Linked DNA regions of Homo sapiens: region 2 is linked to region 1. Evidence: chromatin loops called from intact Hi-C (ENCODE). Cell type or tissue: MCF 10A. All regions are shown on one strand. Links, peaks and the distances in the headings refer to the core of each region. The heading gives the core; the rest is flanking DNA.

Region 1 (5,385 bases), core at 301-5,300:
AGCCAAGATGGCACCACTACACTCCAGCCTGGGTAACAGAGTGAGGCCCCATCTCAAAAAACAAAAAAAAAAAACGAAAAAGAAAAAAAAAGTGTGATTAAGTCTCCGCTGCTCCCAGTCTCATCTCCAAATCCTTAAACTCATCTTGTACACTAAAGACAAGTGACAATTGGAAGTAATTGTTTGTCACATTTTGTTATCCTAGTCATTGGAAGAAAAGGAAGGCTGTAGAGACAGAGCTGCTTTGGACTTGGCCTTAGCTGGTGCAGGTGCTCTGGCCTATCCCCGGAGAGCTGCTTAGGCTCCGGAGAAGCAGGTGCATGTCAAGGCCCACCAGGCCCATGGTAGTGACATTTATCAGACACTGCCCTTGCAGCCTAGGGGAGCTAGTTTCTTTCAATCCACCCTGGCTGACTGGGGAAGAAAGGACAGGTTGAGGTCATCTGTCATGAGCATGGTATTTGCTCCTCATTGGCTCCCAGAGGCTTTCTGGAGGCTGCCTCTCATGGCCTTTCACTAGGCCAAAGGCATGGGAGGAAGACACCAGAACCAGAGTCAGCATGTGTGCCATTAAGTCCTGACTAGCCACTTACTGTCTGTGAGATTTGGGGCTAAATACCTGAAATCTCTGAGCCTCAAATTCTTCATTCTTAAAATGATGAAAATGTATGCTCTTTTGAAGGATCAGGTGAAGTCATAGAAATGGAACTACTTTATGCATTTTTGAATCCCTTTGTAAATGTCAGATTTGTATAATTGTTGCTAATGAAAGTCTCCTCTGGCAATAGTTCAAAGGCTGCCAACAACTGAGTCATATTTTTGACTTTAATCCAGGATCCTCCTGGCTGGAAGGCTGATTCTGAAGGAAAGCGAGTTTCCTCTGAGGAACTTGGAATAGAAAATTAAATTTATTGAATTAGTCATGTAATGCAGAGTGAAACACCACCCAGGAAGCACTTAACATGCTAGAGCAACCATCTCAAGTTTTCTTCTGATTATTTTAGCCTTAAAATGCTTAGTAGTGGCCAGGTGCGGTGGCTCACACCTGTAATCCCAGCACTTTGGGAGTCCAAGGCGGGTGGATCACAAGGTCAGGAGATCGAGACCATCCTGGCTAACACAGTGAAACCCTGTCTCTACTAAAAATACAAAAAATTAGCCTGGCGTGGTGGTGGGCACCTGTAGTCCCAGCTACTTGGGAGGCCGAGGCGGGAGAATGGCATGAACCTGGGAGGTGGAGCTTGCAGTGAGCCAAGATCACGCCACTGTGCTCCAGCCTGGGCGACAGAGTGAGACCCTGCCTCAAAAAAAAGAAAAAAAAAAAAAAAAAATGCTTAGTAGTGAACCAGGGTCAGGGATAGTGAGAGTTAATATTAAAACAATTTTTGTGGCTGCACCTGTAGTATTTATCTAAAGCATTCTGGCACATGCACATGGACACGTACACAGTATTTGGATGAATATACACAGCATGGAGGAAGAAATGAGCACGTAGATTTGTGTGAAGAGACAGAGGTTAAGGAATGTGATGAATCAGGACCTCTTTATAGCCATGGATGTTTTTCTCTTGGGGAGTTTTCATGTTCTTTCACCCACTTTGGTTTTGGTGGGGAGATACTGCTTTGACAGAACGGGTAGTGAGTGTGTTACCATTCTGAAACCTGGGGCTCGGGGTGACCTACTGTCTTAGAGAAGCGGGGGGGCTTATCACCAGCAAGGGAAGGAAAAAATGGGAAAAGCAAACACATTCTTGAAATGATAGCTTCTGGCAAGTCCCTGGTACATCCCCCAAAACTCCAGATTTTTTTAAGGAAATCCAGGCTTTAGTAAGAAACCAGGAATGTTCTGGAAACATTAAGGGAGGATAAAACCTCTGCTCCCGCTTAACCTCCTTTCACAGCCCTGAGGGAAGAATTGGCTGAGCTAGGCAGACAGATGGGAGAGAGCCAAGAACTAGGATAAGACAGCCAGCATCCTGGACACCACGTTCAACCATATTTACAACTTAAAATGGTGGTAATAAGTAGGTGTCTCCTTTTCAAGTGAACGTGATTTAACCTTCCAGCTTCTGTATGGTATTTGTGGAAAGGGTTATGAATTTAAAGAACTACCTCTATTCTATCTCAGAAACCTGACTCCAGTTTTACCACATTAGGAAGACAGTACAATATTCAAAACTGCATAAAACATGAACAATTCTCACCCTATACTAAATAAATTATCTGAATTTAAGATATTGAAAATGTATTCATCCGCCCATTCAGCAGCTAATTGACCCATGATGTAAAGATGCTTCTAAACTCCTTGGGAAAACAGACAGTTACCAAAACCGTGTGCCAGGTGTTTTGATGAGGGTACAAACATAGTCAAGGTGGAAGGGTCGAGGGAGGACTGGGCAAGGTTTCCCAGAGGAGAGTGTTTCAGCCCTGTACTAAGGCAGACTCACTGAAAGTGCCAGGCTGTGACAAGAGCTTGTGTCAAAACGTAAATCAGTACACTGCTTCCTTCTTCAAGAGAATCTCACTAAAAAAGAGAACGAACTGAAATAAATGGTCTGCTTAGAGATTTAGTTCACTTAGGTTCTGACACAAGCTCATCTTGTCGTAAACCAGTAACAAAGGGTCCTGGCCAGCAGCTGGTGTGTGCACCATACTTTGAGCACTTGTACTAAAAGACAATCAAGAGTCATCCAGGGGAAAGGAAGGAGGGGTGCCCCACAGAGAGAACAGCAGGGGCGAAGGCCTAGAGGCAAGAGAGGGTCTTCCATATTAAGAGAACTGCACAGTAATTCCTCTAGCCCCAGAGGGTGAGAGACCAGAAAGTTCAGCAGGGGCCAAGCTTGTTTTAAATTAAGGAAGCATGGACTGAAAGAAACCTAATTCTTGCCTTCATCACAAGCTCACGTCAGCCTCCCGAGAAAAGCCTTTCCGAAGCAAGCATTCAGCAGAGCTCTTAGCCTTGAGGCCAAAGGCGCCATTCCTTCCACAACTCTTGTTTCAAGGAAGCACAGGAAACCTTGCATTTAAGCAGAGAAACCCGCTAAGATGAGTCCAACAGCGACATCTATAGACCACATCTAAAAGTCTTGGTTTCGGAAAAACCCAATTTCTCTGTTATCGGAGTTATGTGAGTTATCAGAGCAGTGAGAAAGGTTTAGCTGCTTTTCAAGGAAAGAGAAGGAGAGAGAGAAGAGTTAGAGGGTTAGAGTTGCCTTTGTCCACAGTCTTTATCCCTGAGATCAGACATCAAGCAACCTGTGTGCGTATGGAAAAGGGTGTAGGGGTTACTGTTAGGACCACTACCCTTTTTTTTTTTTTTTTTGAGACAGGGTCTCACTCTGTCGCCCTGACTGAAGTGCAGTGGCGCAATCTCAGTTCACTGCAACCTCTGCCTCCCAGGCTCAAGCAATTCTCCTGCCTCAGCCTCCCTAGTAGCTGGGATTACAGGTGCACACCACTACTGCCCGGCTAATTTTTGTATTTTTAGTAGAGATGGGGTTTCACCATGCTGGCCAGGCTGGTCTTGAACTCCTGATCTCAAATAATCCACCTGCCTCAGCCTCCCAAAGTGCTAGGATTACAGGCATGAGCCACCGTGCCCAGCAAGACCACTACCATTTAAAGCTTGACTTAGCTTTAAATCCCTAAACAACCGAGACTCATTTATTAGCTTCTTTCTTGTGGGAACAAAGATATTAAGCCAATGTTGGTTTTCAGGTTCTCTGAGACAGAAGTGGAAAGTCGGGAAGTAAAAACGTACATAAAACAGGCCAGGTGCAGTGGCTCACACGTGTAATCCCAGTGCTTTGGGAGGCCGAGGCAGGAGGATCGCTTGAGGCCAGGACTTGGAGATCAGCCTGGGCAACATAGTGAGACCCTATCTCTATAAAAAATTTTAAAAAACTGGTCAGGTGTGGTGGCTCATGCCTGTAGTCCTAGTTACTCCGGAGGCTGAGGCTGGAGAATCGCTTAAGCCCGGGAATTTAAGTTTACAATGAGCTATGACTGCACCACTGCACTCCAGCATGGGCAACAGAACAAGATTCTGTCCCAAGAAACAAACAAAAAGCACACACAAAAATAAAACAAACCACGTATGGCCCATTGTGCCCAGGTCCAATCCCAGGAATTTCCCCTGGGAACACATCCCGATGAAGCATCTGTGAAAATTAGATGCTTATTTTCTTTTGCCTTCTGACCAACTTGTACATTCTTTGGATTCACGGAACAGTTTTTCTTCAGATGTTGTGAATATGACTCATTGATGCCCTTTCCAAGAATATTCAGCATTAAGTGGGTTTCCCAGGAATTTTTCTTCAGAATCCCAAAAAATAGGACACTGAATTTCTTCTCTTTTCCCTCCCCTTTCTGGCAGCTGTGCTCAGAAGGCAAGGACAGAGCTCTTCAATGTTCATGGGCCTGTGAGCTGCTTCCTGAGATGTGTAGCTTCTACTTAGGCATGGCAGGTAATAGATGGAATATACATATTTTTAAAAAGAAAAGTTAACTGTAGTAAAATGAGACTGTACTTAAAATACAGCCCTGGCCCGGCATGGTGGCTCACGCCTGTAATCCTAACACTTTGGGAGGCTGAGGTGGGAGCATCACTTGAGCTTAGGAGTTTGAGACCAGCCTGGGCAATATAGTGAGACCCCATCTCTACAAAAAAAAATTTTTTAATTAGCCAGGTGTGGTGGCACATTCCTGTAGAACCAGCTACTCGAGAGGCTGAGGTGAGAGGATCACTTGATCTCAGGATGTTAAGGCTGCAGTGAGCCATGATTGCATCACTGCACTCCAGCCTGGGCAACAGAGTGAGACCTTGTCTCAAAATATATATATATAGCCATGTTTCCCACCCATGAGGGCACTGGAGAACGTGCAGATCCAGAGGTGCTGAGATTCTGAGAGGAAATGATACCTTCTCATCCCTTATCTGGTAGAGAAGGACTCCTGGAAGATGAGGCTTTTACACATGACGCTCTCCAAGGACATTAAAGAAACAAAGGTAAGGTCAGAAGAGGCCAGTCTAGAAGGTCAAATTAAGGAGCTTGAGGTCCATTCTGCTTGTGATAGAGACTAGAGTTTTGTGGAGGAAAAGATAAGAGGAACGCATGACATCAGTAATTGTCCTTAAATCACCTGCTGTGTGTTCAGCAACAGGTTGAGCCATCTACACACAGAAACTCAGTTTCTAGGGCTCCTTACCTTCCAGGAGATCATGTATAATTTAGTTCCTGCTGAGTGGAACTTGACTTGACTGAATAGGTCTTTTCCTAGAAATTTCTATGCATATGGAATATTTTGCAACTAAAATTTTCAACAATTTATCCTCAATAATGCCCAGCGCTGTGATGAATACTTCATACAAATTTTTGTTATTATC
Region 2 (5,385 bases), core at 87-5,086, 140 kb after region 1:
CATATTTTGGTTTATTTGTTTTTTTGAATACAGCTTTATTGATGTATAATTCACATGCCATACAATTCAGCCATTTAACATGTATATTTCCCAATCCAATAAAAATATTTGTCCTCTTTCGAGCCTTTTCAGACTTGCTTAAAGATGTGCCCTGCTTTCCCCAGATAGATTGATTAAGTAATAAGCTTTTTCAGAACCTTGTGTTGTTTGTGTGATGTCACTAGTGTTGACATCCAAACCAAATTTTAGATGGGGCTTCATGCTACCAGTACTGGATATCTACATGTTGTTGCCCAAGACTTCTCTTTCCTTGTTAATCTTCTGCCTAGTTGTTTGATCCATTATTGAAAGTCAGGATATTAAAGTCTCTAACTATTGTTGTTGAATTATTAACTTATCCCTTTAATTCTGTCAGCTTTTGTTATTTACGTTTTGAGGTTCTGTTGTTGGGTGCATATAGGTTTATAACTATTTTATCTTCTTAATGAACTGACCCTTTAATCATTATAAAACGCTTTTCTTTTTCTTAGTAAAAACTGTTGTATCAAAGTCTATTTTGTCTGATATTAGTACAAATAAATAATAATAGCTGCCCACAAAACACTCTAACTCTCTTGGTTTGCTTCTTCTACCCTTTTACTTTCCACCTGTTTATATCCTTGAATCTAAAGTGTGTCTTTTCTAGCATTTGATCATGTTTTTAAATTCATCCTGGCAAACTTTGCCTTTTGATTTTAGTGTTTAACCCATTTTCATTTAGTGTAATTGCTGATAAGGTGAACTTACATCTGCCATTTGGATACTTGTTTTTATATGTCATGTGTGTTTTTGTTTTTCTCTTCCTCCATTACTGCCTCCTCTATTGTTAAGTGGATATTTTCTAGTTCATTCTTGTGTTTCCTTTACTGTATTTTAAAATTTAGTTTCTAGGCTGGGCATAATGGCTCATGCCTGTAATCCCAGTACTTTGTGAGGCCAAGATTGGTGGATGGTTTGAGCCCAGGGGATTGAAACCAGTCTGGGCAACCTAGTGAGATCTTGTCTCTACAAAAAATATAAAAATTATAAAAATTAGCTGGGCGTGGGAGCACACGCCTGTAGTCTCAGCTATTTGGGAGGTTGAGTGGGGGAGGATCACTATAGCCTGGGAGGTTGAGGCTGCACGAGCCATAATTGCACCACTTCACTCCAGCCTGGGTGATGGAGTGAGACCCTGTCACAAAAGAATAAATAAAAGAAAAATAAAATGAAATTTAATATTTTAGTGATTGCCCTAGAGATTACAATTAGCATCTTAAAACAATCTAATTCAGATTAATATTAGCTTCATTTCAATATTATATAAAAACTAACAATATAACTCCATTTTATCTCATTTCCTTTGTGCTTTTTTTTATACAAATTGTATCTTTATACATTATAAGTCCTTCAACATAGTTTTGTAATTCTTGCTTTACGATTTGTCTTTTAAAACAAATATGAGAATAAAGGAGCTATATACAAAATATTTTTATACCATAAAGAAACTTGTTCTACTACACAGAAGTCAGTTGCCCTAGAACCTTTCTTCATGTTATTATTATCATTGTTTTTGTCATTTTGGGGATGGGGAATGATATATCCATTGAATGTTTAGGTAAGTTAAAGTCCTCTTTTGTTTCTGAAGAAGTTCTTCAATTATAACTCATAATATTCCTTATATTCCATTATTTCTATTCTGTTATTCAGGAACACTAATTTGTGTAGAAGATTAAGGAAAAATAACCTAAAAATAAATGATAATAGTCACATGCAAAACACACATACAATATACACTGACCATACAAGATATGAAGGTGATCTTCACAAAATGTAATTAGGTGAAAAGCAGACCTGTCATTTGGGGGAACAAGCTTTCTGCAATATTGAATTTGCCCTGTTAAAATCCTTCCTTGCTTTGCAATACCAATAACGTATTTTATTTTACTACATTCTAAGCAGTGTTCTGGTGCCACCTAGTGCTACAAATGAGTAAAAGCCACTCTGCTTTTTCTTTTTCTCCCTTTCTCCTCTGCCCATCCTTCCTTCCTTTCCCTCCCTTTATTCATCTCATAATAACTGGCATTTTCTATTTCACATTTCACTGTCTGAATTATAATATGTGCTTAAAAGAGCCAAAAGATGTAATTTATTTTTTATGCTTACTCTTGGGTAAACACATTTGGGAAAATATCAAATTATCTTGGAGTAAAGGTTTAGTATTCTACCTATTAGGCATTTCCTCATTAACATAGTCTTTTTGTCGTCTGTATTTCCCTTCTTTGTGCTAACTGAATGAGGATTAGCCTACCTTTTCTCTGCCCCCTCCACATTCTTTCAGTTGTGTTCTGTGAGATCCTCATATCATTATAAATAATCTTTGCTTTACCTCTAACTGCTACACAAAATAATACTACCCCATGCTCATGCTCCTCTGTGCCACTTCTTCATATGTGTCCCCCATGTGCTGACACCATCCTGTCCACTGTATAATTCCACCTCTATTGGAAATGCATCACTTTATATTTCTGACCCCTTTAAAAAAGTTTTAAGAGTTTATGACTTTTAAGCTAGTAAAATTGAATAATAAAAAATAGATCATTCCAAAGAAGCCAAGAGAAAGCAAAGTGGAAAAAAGACAAACTCAAAATCGTGATATGATTAAATCCAGTACTATTACAACTGCATTAAATGTAACAGACTAAATATTCTAATTAAAGTCAAAGATTATCAGATCAAATAAAAACTGTATCCCAACTATATGCTGCTTATAAGAAACAAACATGAAGACAGAACATAAAGACACAGAAAAGTTAAAAGTAAAATGATACAAAAATATATAACCATATAAACACTAACCAGAAGAACCCTGAGGTGACTGCATTAATATCAGATAGAATAGAATTTAAATTTTAAAAATTCCTGGAGTGCAGCACACCAACATGGCACACGTATACATATGTAACTAACCTGCACGTTGTGCACACGTACCCTAAAACTTAAAGTATAATAAAAAAAAATTCCTGGAGATATTCTGCATGATTATAAAAGGTTCATTTCTTCAGAAAGATATAAAAACTTAATTTAACATAGTGTGTATATAATATGTATAAATGGCTTTATAGATATATATGTACATATATGATTTTTTGAGACAGGGTCCCACTTTTTCGCCCAAGCTGGAGTACAGTGGTGTGAACATGGCTCACTGAAGCCTTAACCTCTCCTGCTCAAAGGATCTTCCTTCCTCAGCCCACCAGGCAGCTGGGACTACAGGCACACACCACCACACCCAGCAAATTTTTGTATTTTTTTGTAAAGACAGGATTTCTCCATGTTGCCCAGGCTAGTCTCAAACTCCTGAGCTCAAACAATCTGCCTGCCTCGGCCTCCCAAAGTGCTGGGACTATATATGATTTTATAATGATCTTTGATTTCTCACTTAGTTCTGTAGAAAGTCCTCTGAACTCTAAATAATTTTAATTATTTGAAATTTATTGAGGCTTGATTTATGTTAAAGAATATGGTCCATTGTGTGTGTGTGTGTGTGCATTTGTATTTGACAAATCTTAAAAAGAATGACACCTCTGTCATTAACTGATAGAAAGGCAGACAAAAAGTCTGTAAGGATGAAAAATATTTGAGCAAATGATTAGCAGATTTAACTAGGGGACATTTACAGAATACTGCACTTTTAGAGTGCAGAAAAATCATTCTTTTTAAGCTGACACACACATTTACAAAACTAATCATATTCTTTGCCATAAATCAAGTCTGACAGTTATTAAGAGTATGTTCTCTGGAATTAAATGAGGATATAGATTATTAGGAAGTGCTCATATATGTCTATACATACTTAGAAGCAATATACTTCGAAATAATCTATAGGTCAAAGGAATCCTAATGGAAATTAGAAAATATTCTGAATTGAATGTAGTAAAATATATTGAAATTTTGAGAATGCAACTAATGTCATACTTAGAGGAAAATGTATAGATTTAACTGTATATATATATATATGATGGAAGGAGAAGCAAAAAAATGCAGGTGAAGCATACATCTCAAGAAGATAGAAAAAGTAAAACAAATAAGGCTGAGACACAGTACAAGAGAAACATAAAGAACATAAATTGACAAAATTAAAAAAAATCATTTGATAAAGAAGATGAAAAAGCTGAAATTTTTTCTTTGAGAAGACTAAATAAAATGAGAAATTCCTAATGAATAATCATGAAAGAATGAGATGGCACAAATAACTGATTTTAAGAATGAAAAGGCACAGACCACTGTGCATAAAAATGCATAGACATTTTTATTAAATCACAAGAGGATAGTATGACAAACTTTATACCAATAAAGTCAAATGAACAAATTCCTAGAAAAAAATATATTTACCAAAAAGATAAAAGAAGTAAAAAAATCAATTAGATCTAAAATTATTAAAGATATTACATTCAAAATTTATCTCAATGCTTCATCTGATTTGGTTATTCTCTAGGCCTGCTGTTTTGTGAACTGTTGTCCTGGAGATTGTTTTTTAATTTTCTTTCTCTCTTTTCAATTGCTTGTTCTTGGCTGGGCGCAGTGGTTCACTATAATCCCAACACTTTGGGAGGCCAAGGCGGGGGCATTACCCGAGGTCAGGAGTTTGAGACCAGCCTGGCCAACATGGAAACCTCATCTCTACCAGAAAAAAATATATAAAAATTAGCCGGGGGTGGTGGTGCATGCCTGTAATCCCAGCTACTCAGGAGGCTGAGGCATGAGAATCACTTGAACCCAGGAGACAGAGATTGCAGTGAGCTGAGATTGCACCACTGCATTCTGGCTTGGGCGGCAGAGCAAGACTCTGGAAAAAAAAAAAAAAAAAGCTTGTTCCCTTGGTCCTGTGACTTTATCTTTCTTAGTATATTCTTTCCTTTTAATGAAGCATATTTTCCAGTATCTCTGAGAAAGGGTGTACAAGAGTGTAGCAGCTATCTGTGGTGCCCTCCATCACACAGATTAGGGCTACCCTCAAATATATAATTGATTTTTGGATGTTAAGCCAACCTTGAATTCCTGGGATGAATTCTACTTGGTCATAGTATGTAATCCTTTTTATATGTTGCTGGACTCAGATTGCTAATATGTTTTTAAGGATTTTTGCTTTTGTTAAGGCAGGATAATACATGGTCAAGTTTTCGTTTCCTGTCATGTCTTTATCTGCTTTGGTATCAGGGAAATACTTGCCTTATATAGTGAGTTGGCAAGCATTTTCCCTTTATTTTCAGAAAGCATTTGCATATGATAGTCACAAGCTCTGTTAATGGTCAACATTCTCTTTTACTTTCCAATTGCTTCTCTGTAATACTGGCCTGCTATTTT

The links. Hi-C counts contacts between places; a loop is a spot of excess contacts. Peaks named below come from ENCODE experiments on the same cell type or tissue, not always from the same donor. Only the 100,000 strongest peaks of a DNase experiment are listed, where the experiment ranks them.
Region 2: it touches region 1 in a loop (5-fold over the local background); 3 of 110 quality-filtered maps call a loop at or near these places.

The regions. Positions count from the first base shown.
Region 1 is chr1:233,438,712-233,444,096 of GRCh38, reverse strand. No RefSeq gene overlaps it. Among named protein-coding and RNA genes, the nearest start is that of MAP3K21, 110 kb to the right of the region's middle. In MCF 10A, for the core only: a CTCF peak has its summit at 3,066; DNase peaks (open chromatin) are centred at 816 and 3,026.
Region 2 is chr1:233,301,299-233,306,683 of GRCh38, reverse strand. It overlaps a transcript of PCNX2 not described here. Among named protein-coding and RNA genes, the nearest start is that of PCNX2, 8.3 kb to the right of the region's middle. In MCF 10A, for the core only: a CTCF peak has its summit at 2,003 (motif pointing left); a DNase peak (open chromatin) is centred at 1,983.